Linked DNA regions of Homo sapiens: region 1 is linked to region 2. A link is a contact called in ENCODE Hi-C data. All regions are on one chromosome and are shown on one strand. Each heading gives the region's core, a stretch centred on a gene start or an enhancer-like site at or near the end of the contact. The rest is flanking DNA. Distances are from core to core; before and after follow the strand shown.

Evidence for each region. Hi-C counts contacts between places; a loop is a spot of excess contacts on that map. Pooled maps may share reads with other maps.
Region 1: a loop to region 2 is called in a map with no recorded cell type, with 9 times the contacts of the local background. The contact joins two enhancer-like sites. A Hi-C loop is called at or near these places in 2 of 37 single-sample maps with no recorded cell type and 2 of 50 pooled maps.

Annotation. Positions count from the first base shown.
Region 1 is chr3:111,535,455-111,540,864 of GRCh38, reverse strand. All of the region lies in intron 2 of LOC105374039 (a long non-coding RNA gene), which reads right to left. Among named protein-coding and RNA genes, the nearest start is that of CD96, 4.0 kb to the left of the region's middle. Within about 2 kb of position 1,909, at least 5 of the 41 ENCODE cell types and tissues checked have a DNase peak (open chromatin) inside an H3K27ac peak, as active enhancers do.
Region 2 is chr3:110,565,866-110,570,715 of GRCh38, reverse strand. All of the region lies in intron 3 of LOC105374037 (a long non-coding RNA gene), which reads left to right. Among named protein-coding and RNA genes, the nearest start is that of NECTIN3-AS1, 500 kb to the left of the region's middle. Within about 2 kb of position 2,220, at least 2 of the 41 ENCODE cell types and tissues checked have a DNase peak (open chromatin) inside an H3K27ac peak, as active enhancers do.

The sequences.
Region 1 (5,410 bases), core at 660-3,159, 970 kb before region 2:
CCAGATCACCCCCTATACCACCACTGCAAATACTTGCCATGATAATTGCCATACTTATTCAGTATTCCTCAGCTAATGATTTCTTGCAGAATTTAGATGTAGTTACTGCTTGCCTAGTCCAGTGCTCCCCAAACCTTTATTATCACCCCTTCCCAACTTCCCATGAGTTTCAGGTCACTGGGGATATTGGGTCAGGTAGTACTGACAGTGATTTTCCAGGGAAGGCCTGGGAACTCAAAGTCCTTTATAGAAGGTCAGGAAGAGACATAACTGCTCTGGGTAGCTTCATCTCTTCCCATTGCCCCTGGAAATTCTAGTAAATCAAAGTTTTATGAAGCATAGCAGCAAAAATAGTCCTGGAGATGCACTATGAAGATCCTGATTTGCACGTTGGTGTCCCTATTAAATCAGGACACATTACAAGCCTGGAGAAGGGATTCTATGATCTCGTTCCATTTTTCATATTAAGAGGAATTTACCTAAGTAGAAACCAATTCAAATATACATTTATTGAATTCTCTAAGAACAATACCCTCTTTGGGGTATTTAGACTTCTCCTATCTTTTATTGTATTAAAGTGAAACAGTTGTTCCAAAAAAGTCTGTAAACTCAGAAACATGGAAATGGTCGTTTATTTTCCAGTGCTACAGACTTACTTTCAGTAGAATTCTTGCCTCTCATTGGGGTTGGGCTACCTGAGCCATGCATTTAGTGGCTATACGGCAAATCTGTCTTCTGTGTATTGTTCAGGGCTTAGTTAATGATTCTTATATCTAGAAACTTCTATGGCCTGAAGCCATCAGATTTGATTAATTTTTCTTTGGGATCCACACAGGTTCTGAAAGTATAACAATTTCAGATGCATGGCCACAGAATATTAACTGAACGCTTACACTTCGGGTGTCCTGCAGCTGCAAGACCCAGGCAACAGCCCCTCCATGGCTGTTTGCATGCAGCAGGTGGCAGCAACACTCCGCAGACTGGCACGGCTATCCCAGGTGATGGGAATTGCCCCCACCGCCTTTCAATCCTGGTAATATTTTCTAAAGGCTCTTTCAGCATGGGGATAGACAGGCGTTCTCTATACTTAAAAATAACTCTTCTATGGAAGTCATGTCAATCTCTTCTATTATCCTCCCTACCCACCATATCCCGATTGCACAGGGTTTCTTCTGCCTTATAGTCTGCTGCACATAAGGAGAAAACAGAAGCAAGTCAGTTTCACACACAAAAAGAAATCGTGATCTTCTTGAACTGCAGAGGCAAATTCAATTATTTACAAAGAGAAGCAGGAACACACATTATTTCTGCTAAAGGCAAGCCATGATTGTGTGTTTTGGACAAACTTTTTAAATGCTCTAGCTAAACACACTCAGTGAGAAAAGGACATTTTCAGAAACAGGAAGTTGAGCAAAAGGTAAACTTACTTTTGTGGTTTTCATAATGGTTAACTCAAATATTACTTACTTATCTTTAAACACTTACTAAAAATAAAAATGGGAGTGCTATACTTTTGCATGTTTTCCAAAATGCTTAGAAAACATGATGGTTAAGGTTTCAGTTAATTAAAAAATACTTGCTGTATGTCAATTCTTAAGAGATTACTGAAGAGGCATAGTTCTAGATAATTTTAAAATACCAAAGATAAAACACAACCCTCAGTTTTAAGGCAGTTACCATTTAGCTGGGAGGAAGCATCCATGTGCACCAAAAAAGTCAAGCAGCATAAAGCACAGCCCAAATGAGAAGGTAGGGCAGGATTTTAGCAAAGGGGGAGTTATCTTAGGGGTAGAGTGGGCCAAGAGCATATGAAGTATGGAATCTAAACTTGGCCCTATAGGCGTCAGACTGGTAGAAACCGCAAGCTAAGTCATTCCAGGCAGAAGAAACAGGAAGAGCCAACACTTGACAGTGTTGAAGTTCAAGGCCATTTAGTGAGTGGGCTATTCCGGTTTAGCAGAGGCTGTATTAGGGGACTTGGAGCAGACAAAGCTGTCCAAGAGCTTTGAATTCTAGGCTAAAGGGTGTGGGTTTTTTCCTCATGTCAGAGAGACTCCCTAAAGATATTTCAGCATATGAGTCATATATTTAAAGTAACATTTTAAAAGGATAAATTGGGTGGGCGTGTGTGAAATGAATGGAAGAAAGGAGAACAGAGAAACAGAAGACTTGTTAGGAGTTTATGTTTCTTTGGGCACTTTAGGATGAGAATGGGCTGACTGGCATGGCGAAGCATGATGAAAGCAAGGTCATTACCAATAAAGAGGCTGTAAGGTGAGATGTACGATTGGGCATGGAATCAAAATATCCTATAAAGTTTCATGCCTCAGAATTAGGAAAAAGGGAAAACAAACAGAGTTGGATTCTTGCTGGAAGAACCACCCTAATCAAGGAGCAGTTATTAAATGATCAATAGATTTTTGATGGATGTGAAAGATAACCTATTATGGCACAGCTAGCAGTCCTGCCTTCATCAGAGTAGAGTTCTTTTGGTTTTCACTCAAATTTTATGAGTTTTATGAGTTAGCATGTAATGAAAAAGAATTTCATGAGACTTTCAGCATAGCAATCTGTTTTATCACCATTTTCACCATGCCGAATTCCATCCATGAAAGACTAATTTTAGTTTAATACTTCTTTTTCAGTTACAACATCAATATCTGCTCATTACATGAAACCATTTTAAATGGATAAGAAAGAAAATTTAAATGGATAAGAAAGAATTCTAACTGCCCAAAGACTACCAAGACCTATATGGTGTATATTTGTCTAGATTTCTTCATAAACATGTACATATAAAGAAAATGAATTTTTACCACATGCATGTTAAAAATTCATTTTATAGATGTACAAAAAATAATTTTAGGTAAGATATATATAAAATTTCCACCTGGCATTTTACTTTCAGAAATAAAATTATATAATTCAATTAGATAATTATAATAAGTAATCTTTGAATATTTATTTTGAGTAGCAAACTGAAACAAGGAGAGAGAGAGAGAGATGGAGAAAGAGACAGAGACAGAGATATTTTGAAATTGCCAAAGCCCTGGCAATTTAATAACTCAGTAATCAAAATGTTGATTTTTTCAGAAATACATTGAAGAAACCATTAATATTTCCAAGGTTAAGTTAGCATAGCCAGAATTAGAAGAAATATTTTAAGTTCTACATTCTACCTGGCTTCAAAACATTAAAATTTATTAAAATGTCTCTTCATAGTCAATGAAGAAAGAAAGAACACCTTGAAAAATGAGAAGGGTTGCAATTGATTTTATAGCTTAAAAATAGATAGTGTGGAGCAAAATCATATACTGTGGTTCTTTGATAGACTGCTACAATAATATTCTTAATCACATTGTATTTTTACAACTATAGTTCACATAGAAACTGTCGTGTTTCTGTACTTGGTGAAAACAATAGACTAGGTAAGGTCAACCAAGGACTGAATCACCCCTCTGTTCCCTGTTATTTCCCCCAGTAATTTCCTTTTAAATGGAGTCCTGCATTTGAGGACAAGAGTGAAAGAAATAGGGCATGCAGAAGTGCAAGAGAGGGAGGGAGACAGAGAGAGAGAGAGAGAGAGACAGAGAGACAGAGAGACAGAGAGAGGACAGAAAGCACACTTTTGTATTTGTTGCTTTGAGTAATGGTATAGCTCAATAAAACCTCAATTAAGTAATGTTATCAGGGAATAGGAGATTGCGATTAATAGCATTTCCTGGGCAAATGAGAGCCAAACCAAATTCTTTTCTTGGAAGAGGAGGGGTAGTACTGGGGAGGAGAAGTAAGTAGGATAGAAATTAGTCCTTGTTGGTGAACATCTTTTAAAAATGCATTGTTTCACATTTCTGGCTCAATGAAAACCTTATCATGAATATAATTTTATTTCAAGATTGGAGATCTTACAGAGACCAGGGACTTTGTTCTGAACCACAGTCCCCAGAAAGTAATCATAACAAACAAGAAGACAGTTGTGCATAAAAATATGCTCTCTCCTTCAGAAAAGAAGTCTAACTTTGTAAAGATTTGCCTGTTTTGTGAAAGTGTTAAAAGCAGAGGCATGAGCATGCTTGCACACATAGGTTTTCTATTTCCTACCAAAACCTACAGAATGTTGGAGTTAGAAGAAACTGTATTGGTCATTTAGCATAGACTGAGCCCTTTATTTTACAGATGAAATAAATGACACCCGAAGAGGTAAAATGTCCTGCCCAAGATCAAAGTGTCTCTTATAAAAAATCCTGTGCTAGTTACGATGAGTCTTTTACACCATTAATACATTGAGCTTCATAACATATTCAATAATAAAAACCAATTATTCTTCAATTTAAAATGCAAATTGCCTCTAATATCTTGACAAATAAGAAGCAATCCAAAAAGCGTACATTTTTTTTCATTCCCATGACATTTCTATTGACAAAACTACACCTGTATGTCACAGAGGAAAAAATAAGGATTTATATATATTCAACTATACATACACACACAATAAATAGATTTTTATCTCAAACAATTATATATATATATTTTTGAGAAGTTTTTGTTTGTTCTCTTGCTTGCTTTTAAATTTAATTTCCTGGAGAAATTCTGACTGACTCTGGGTGAAACCAAGCATGCTATTTTTTAATTAAAGGTATTGAATTAGCTTCATTCCAGTGTTATATAACTCAGCATCAATTTTACTTTATTTTCACTGTTCTTTAGCCATTTATTATTCCCTTTGGTTTTGCTCAGGGAAGATACTATGGGTCTCATATTTACATCTCCAAACTCTCTTTCTCTTTTGAGCCTCTCCTCTATCTCCAATATACATGACTGTAACTTAATGGGGAAGCTTCTCTAATAACCCAGCACATAGTGAGGAAGGCCACATTTCCAGGGGTGCTAGAGGAGGATGGAGAAAAACTATAGAAAACGCTCCGTGTGGAGGTTTCTTTTAAGCAAGCTGAAGATCCTCAAAGCTCTTTTTTTCTAAAATAATAGTATGTCTTATTGCTTCAGAGAAAGTTAGAATCTACTTGGAATTAATAGTATTTTATCAGTTTCACACTTTAGCCATGTAGACCCATAGAAACTCAGGAGAATCAACTCCCTTATTTTATAAATCAAGACCTGGTGCCCAACAGTGGGAAATGCATCCTGAAGTCATAGTTATGTATATTTAAAGTATTGAAGTGGTTGGCTTTATCTTGACCTTTTTTTTCATACAGAAATGAACATTAATCAGATCATGAGTGTTACTACTTACATGATCATGAATAAAAGTCCACAAAATGAGGTCGAAATTTGGGTGTTGGCTGTTAACTAGGCTCACTCTCCTGCAGAGTGATTCACAGCACACATAATTCAGATGTATCACTTGGTAAAATAAAATATCAAAGAACAATGTGTCAGGGACCATGACAGT
Region 2 (4,850 bases), core at 971-3,470:
TTATAGAAGTGTATAATTTTTCCTGAAATTTTGTTAATTTTTGCATCATGTATTTTAAACTTCTGTTATTATCTGCACATCAGCTATTATTGTTCTCTGATGAACTGACACACAGTTATGATTTTTTTTGTTTTAATATCTATTTTCTCTCATAGTTATGTAGTCATTCTAGCCTCTATGCTCAGTGTTCACATTTATTCATTTATTTCTAACTAATCTTTATATTTTAAAGCACATCTCTTGTAAGTGGTCTGTAAATGTTTGGCTTAAAATTTTTTTTGGCAAACTTTTTTTATTGGAATATTTAATTAATTAACTTTTAATGTAACAATTGACATGTTTGCATTTGAGACTACTATTTTGCTTTTTATTTTTTGGTTATCTTTTTTGTTTTCTGTTCCTCTGTTCTTCCTTTTCTGCTTTTAAAAAATAATTTGGGCTGAGCGCAGTGGCTCACGCCTGTAATCCCAGCACTTTGGGAGGCCGAGGGGGGTGGATCATGAGGTCAAGAGTTTGAGACCAGCCTGACCAACACAGTGAAACCCCGTCTCTACTAAAAATACAAAAATTAGCTGGGCGGTAGTGGCGTGCGCCTGTAATCTCAGCTACTTGAGAGGCTGGGGCAGGAGAATTGCTTGAACACGGGAGGCGGAGGTTGCAGCGAGCCGAGATCGCACCACTGCATTCCAGCCTGGGCGACAGGGTGAGACTCCATCTCAAAAAAAAAAAATAAAATAAATAAATAAAAAATAATTTGGATGATTCTTTGAATTTTATTTAAAATTTTTAATAAACATTTTTGTGGCACTTTTGCATTTTTAAGTGGTTGTTTTTTATAAAGCATACATCGTTAACTTTTCACAGTCCACTTATAATTAACACCATACTACTTAGAATCAATTATAGAAATCTTGAAAGCATGTAGATCCATTTTAGCTTCCTTTTGGTTATAACAGGTAGTTGTTATGTATAATATATAAGTACATCTTCAAGTACTGCAAGAAAATGTTTTAAGTTTGTTTTAAACATCGACATGGTATATAAAGAACCAAAGGAAAAAAAAGTAAAATAAAAAACAACTTGCAATTTTGCAGGTATTTACTATTTTCTGTGTTCTTTAATGTTTTCTTGGAATCTGAGTTTCTATCTGGTATCACTTCTCTTCAGTTTGCACAATTTACTTTAGTATGTCTTATAGTGCAGATTTGCTGGTGTTGAGTTTCTGAAAATATCTTTATTTTGCCCTCATTCTTAAGTAATATTTTTATTAGTTATCGAATTCTGGGTTAGCAGGTTTTCCTCCCTTTTTTTATTTTCTTTTTCTTTTCGAAACATTCATCACAAAGGTGTTGTTTCAGTCTTTTGTGGGAACCTCTATTTATGGTGAGAAGTCAGCTAGTAATGGGTTTGTTGTCACCCTGTACATAATATGTCATTTTCTATTTGCTGCTTTCAAGTTTTGTTCTTTATATTTGTCCTTCAACAGTTTCACTATGATGTACCTCAGCACAGACTTTTTTGTTTGGTTGGTTTTTTCTATTTAGGGTACCTTTAGCACCTTATATCTCCAAATTCCTGTCTTTCAACACTTTTAGAAAAATTTTCACTATTATTTCTTTAAATATTAGTTTTCTGATTTGTTTCCTTTCTATTATTTTGGTATTAAAATTACATGTATGTTTGACAATTTTGTATAATCTAACAAGTCCTTATGGCTTTATTATTTTCTCTATATTCTTCACCTTCGATGATTTTCATCACCTGTCTGAAAGTCCCCTTAATCTTTCTTTTTTCTTTGCTTATATTTTTATTTATAAAGACATCATGTTTTATTTTATTTCACTGAGAATAGATATAACAGGTAGCTTCAAATTCATGCCAGTTAGTTTCAATATTTTCTTTTCTTTTGAGAAAATGTTCCATCTTCTTAGTTCTTATTTTACATAATCTTGGATTGCATATTAGACACTCTGAATGTGAAGTCATGGAGGATCTGTATTGTGTTATTTTCTCCAATGAGTGTTTCCTTTGTTGTATAAAGTAACTTTTTTTCAGATGGGATTGAGTTGCAAACTGCTTCTTGGACAGCTCTCTGGTCTCAATTTAGGCCTATGGTCTTTAAGTGAATCGTTTTTAGTCTGTTCTGTAAATGCATGATTCAGGAATTAGTCAGAGATGTGAGAAAACTTTAGGGATTCCCTCTATGACTCTTTCCCTTTGGCTATTCCCCGACTCTCTGCAGCATTTGTGGTTTCTCTGCTTCAGTATTCTGGTTCCCCAGGCCAGAAAGACTGTGGGCTTTTGGTACACATGTCTTTATTACTACTGTATGAGAGGTGTGGACTGAAATTAGTTCAAGGTTAAAAGCTGTGGGGACTGTTACTTCCCTGTCCAGCTTCTGTCTTTCTTCCTCAGGTTAGTCTGTGCAGAATCTGTTTCTGCTCAATCTCCAGCACCTTCAGGGAGTTGCTGTTTGCAATATGTCCAGATTTTATAGTAGTTTTCTTCAGCATGTTTATTGAGTAAGGTCTAAGATTTTTGTACCTACAAGAGGAAGAGGCTCCCTCTTGATGAATTGCTATAGTTTTTGAATCTGCTTTGAAGTATTCCTTGAATATATAATATTTAATGGCCTGCTAAATATTAAGTATTTTTGAGGCAAGGCAATGTCATGTTCATCTTCGTGGCTGTAGCACACAGTGAGTATTCAATATGCTTCTGTAGGATTTAGCTGAAATTAAACCACACTGACATAAAAGTATGCAATAGAGAAAGGATCTACCCACTAGAGGGGAGACGAACAGAGAGCTTCAAAGATGCTAATTGAGGCATAAAACTTATGCTATACTCATTTAATAGCATAAAGCTATATACAAGTCTCATTGTAGCAGGACAAGCCGCAGACAAAACTCCTCAGACACCGAGTTAAAGAAGGAAGGGGTTTATTCGGCCGGGGGCATCGGCAAGACTCCTGTCTCAAGAGCTGAGCTCCCTGAGTGAGCAATTCCTGTCCCTTTTTAGAGCTCACAACTCTAAGAGGGTGTGCGTGAGAGGGTCTTGATCGATTGAGCAAGCAGGGGGTACATGACTGGGGGCTGCATGCACCGGTAATTAGATCGGAACAAAACAGGATAGGGATTTTCACAGTGCTTTTCTATACAATGTCTGTAATCTATAGATAACATAACCGATTAGGTCAGGGGTCGATCTTTAACTACCAGGCCCAGGGTGTGGCGCCGGGCTGTCTGCTTGTGGATTTCATTTCTGCCTTTTAGTTTTTACTTTTTCTTTCTTTGGAGGCAGAAATTGGGCATAAGACAATATGAGGGGTGGTCTCCTCCCTTATCATAAGTACAAAACCCTCTCAGATGACCAACTTGTACATTTTAAATCCCTTAGTGGCTGCCCTTTTTGTTTAACATGAGCTCATCTTGTTTAAACTATACTAGTAGAGAATGAAGCTAGTGTATCATTTTTTCAGGAATTCCAGAGCCTTTACACATGAGAGCAGCTCGGAGAGGATAAACATAGCAGAGAAAAGGTAAAGAAGGAAAGACAGTACATCCAAGAACACCACCAACTTTGACTGAAAAATGCCCTCTTACTTCATTAACGTATTCCATCTTAATCACTGTGGATGCAGTAGTTTTCTATATCAAGACAATCAATTCATTGCAGCAGAGTTTAAATATTCTGCACTCTGGGTTATAGGACTTCATTTTAAATAAAAATGTTATGTATGCTGAGGCAATTGAAAACATTTTATTGCTCTTAGTATTGTGATATCCAGACATATATTCTGGCTTTCCATTTTCTCTTCACTGATTAACTTTGTAGAAAAGTCATAGGCCTTGAATGTTTTATAAATTAAATTGTTGATCTATCAATAAAATTTTAATATTTATTTTGTGATCAATGTAATGTTTCTTCATTTTTAAGATGTTAGAAGGTTTTTCCAAAGTCAATCTGAGTTTAACTTTCAGTTTGAAATAAATTAAGTTGAAGTTTTAGTACCAGATTTTAAAAAAGAAAGAAAGAAAGAAAGGAAAAAAAAACTGTAAAGTGCTCTTTTGCCTACAACAATAGTAATCAAAAGGCTAAAATTATCCAGGTATTGAATCCCGATATGTGAGAATAAAAGTGCTTTTTGAGTACAGAAAAACTAAGTATGAAAATATTCCTTAAACTTTGGAGAAGATTAAGGAGTAAAGAGCACAAAGTTTGCTCTTAATCTGATGCCCAGAAATAATGGACCATTCTTTCTAAGTAGAAAGTTTTATAGACTATTTTATAAAATTGCCACATAGGCTAACTCTCAACTATCTTCATTTATAATACTAACTTGTGCCCAACACAGCTATTTCCTCTTCTCATACTACCTATATAACTAAGTAAACATATGGTGCTGTCTATTTGAGTTTCATTATGGAAAAAATGCATGCAAGAAGACAACAGTATTTGTATTTTCTATATCTGAGTATTCTGATTAATATAAAGTCTTAATGAGTTATTTCACTTGTTGAAAGATTATAACAAAAAGATGTAAATACACCATTTACCTAACAAATAAGAATAATTATCTGGTAATTGGAGAAGGGTATTTCTGTCTTGTTTAGAATTTTCAGAATAATACTTTTGATTATCTTGAATACAGACAAACAGCAATGATATATTTTAATATTTTATTGGAGATTATTTCTTGTGAACACTAACTACTACTGGAATTTAATTATTCAGTTTTAAATTAAAATATGGCTTTCCAATTTAAGTTACATAATGACCTTTCCTATGATCTTTAAGAAAAAAAGTCACCATTAAACTTACACTTTAGAAGAAGGTTCACCATAACT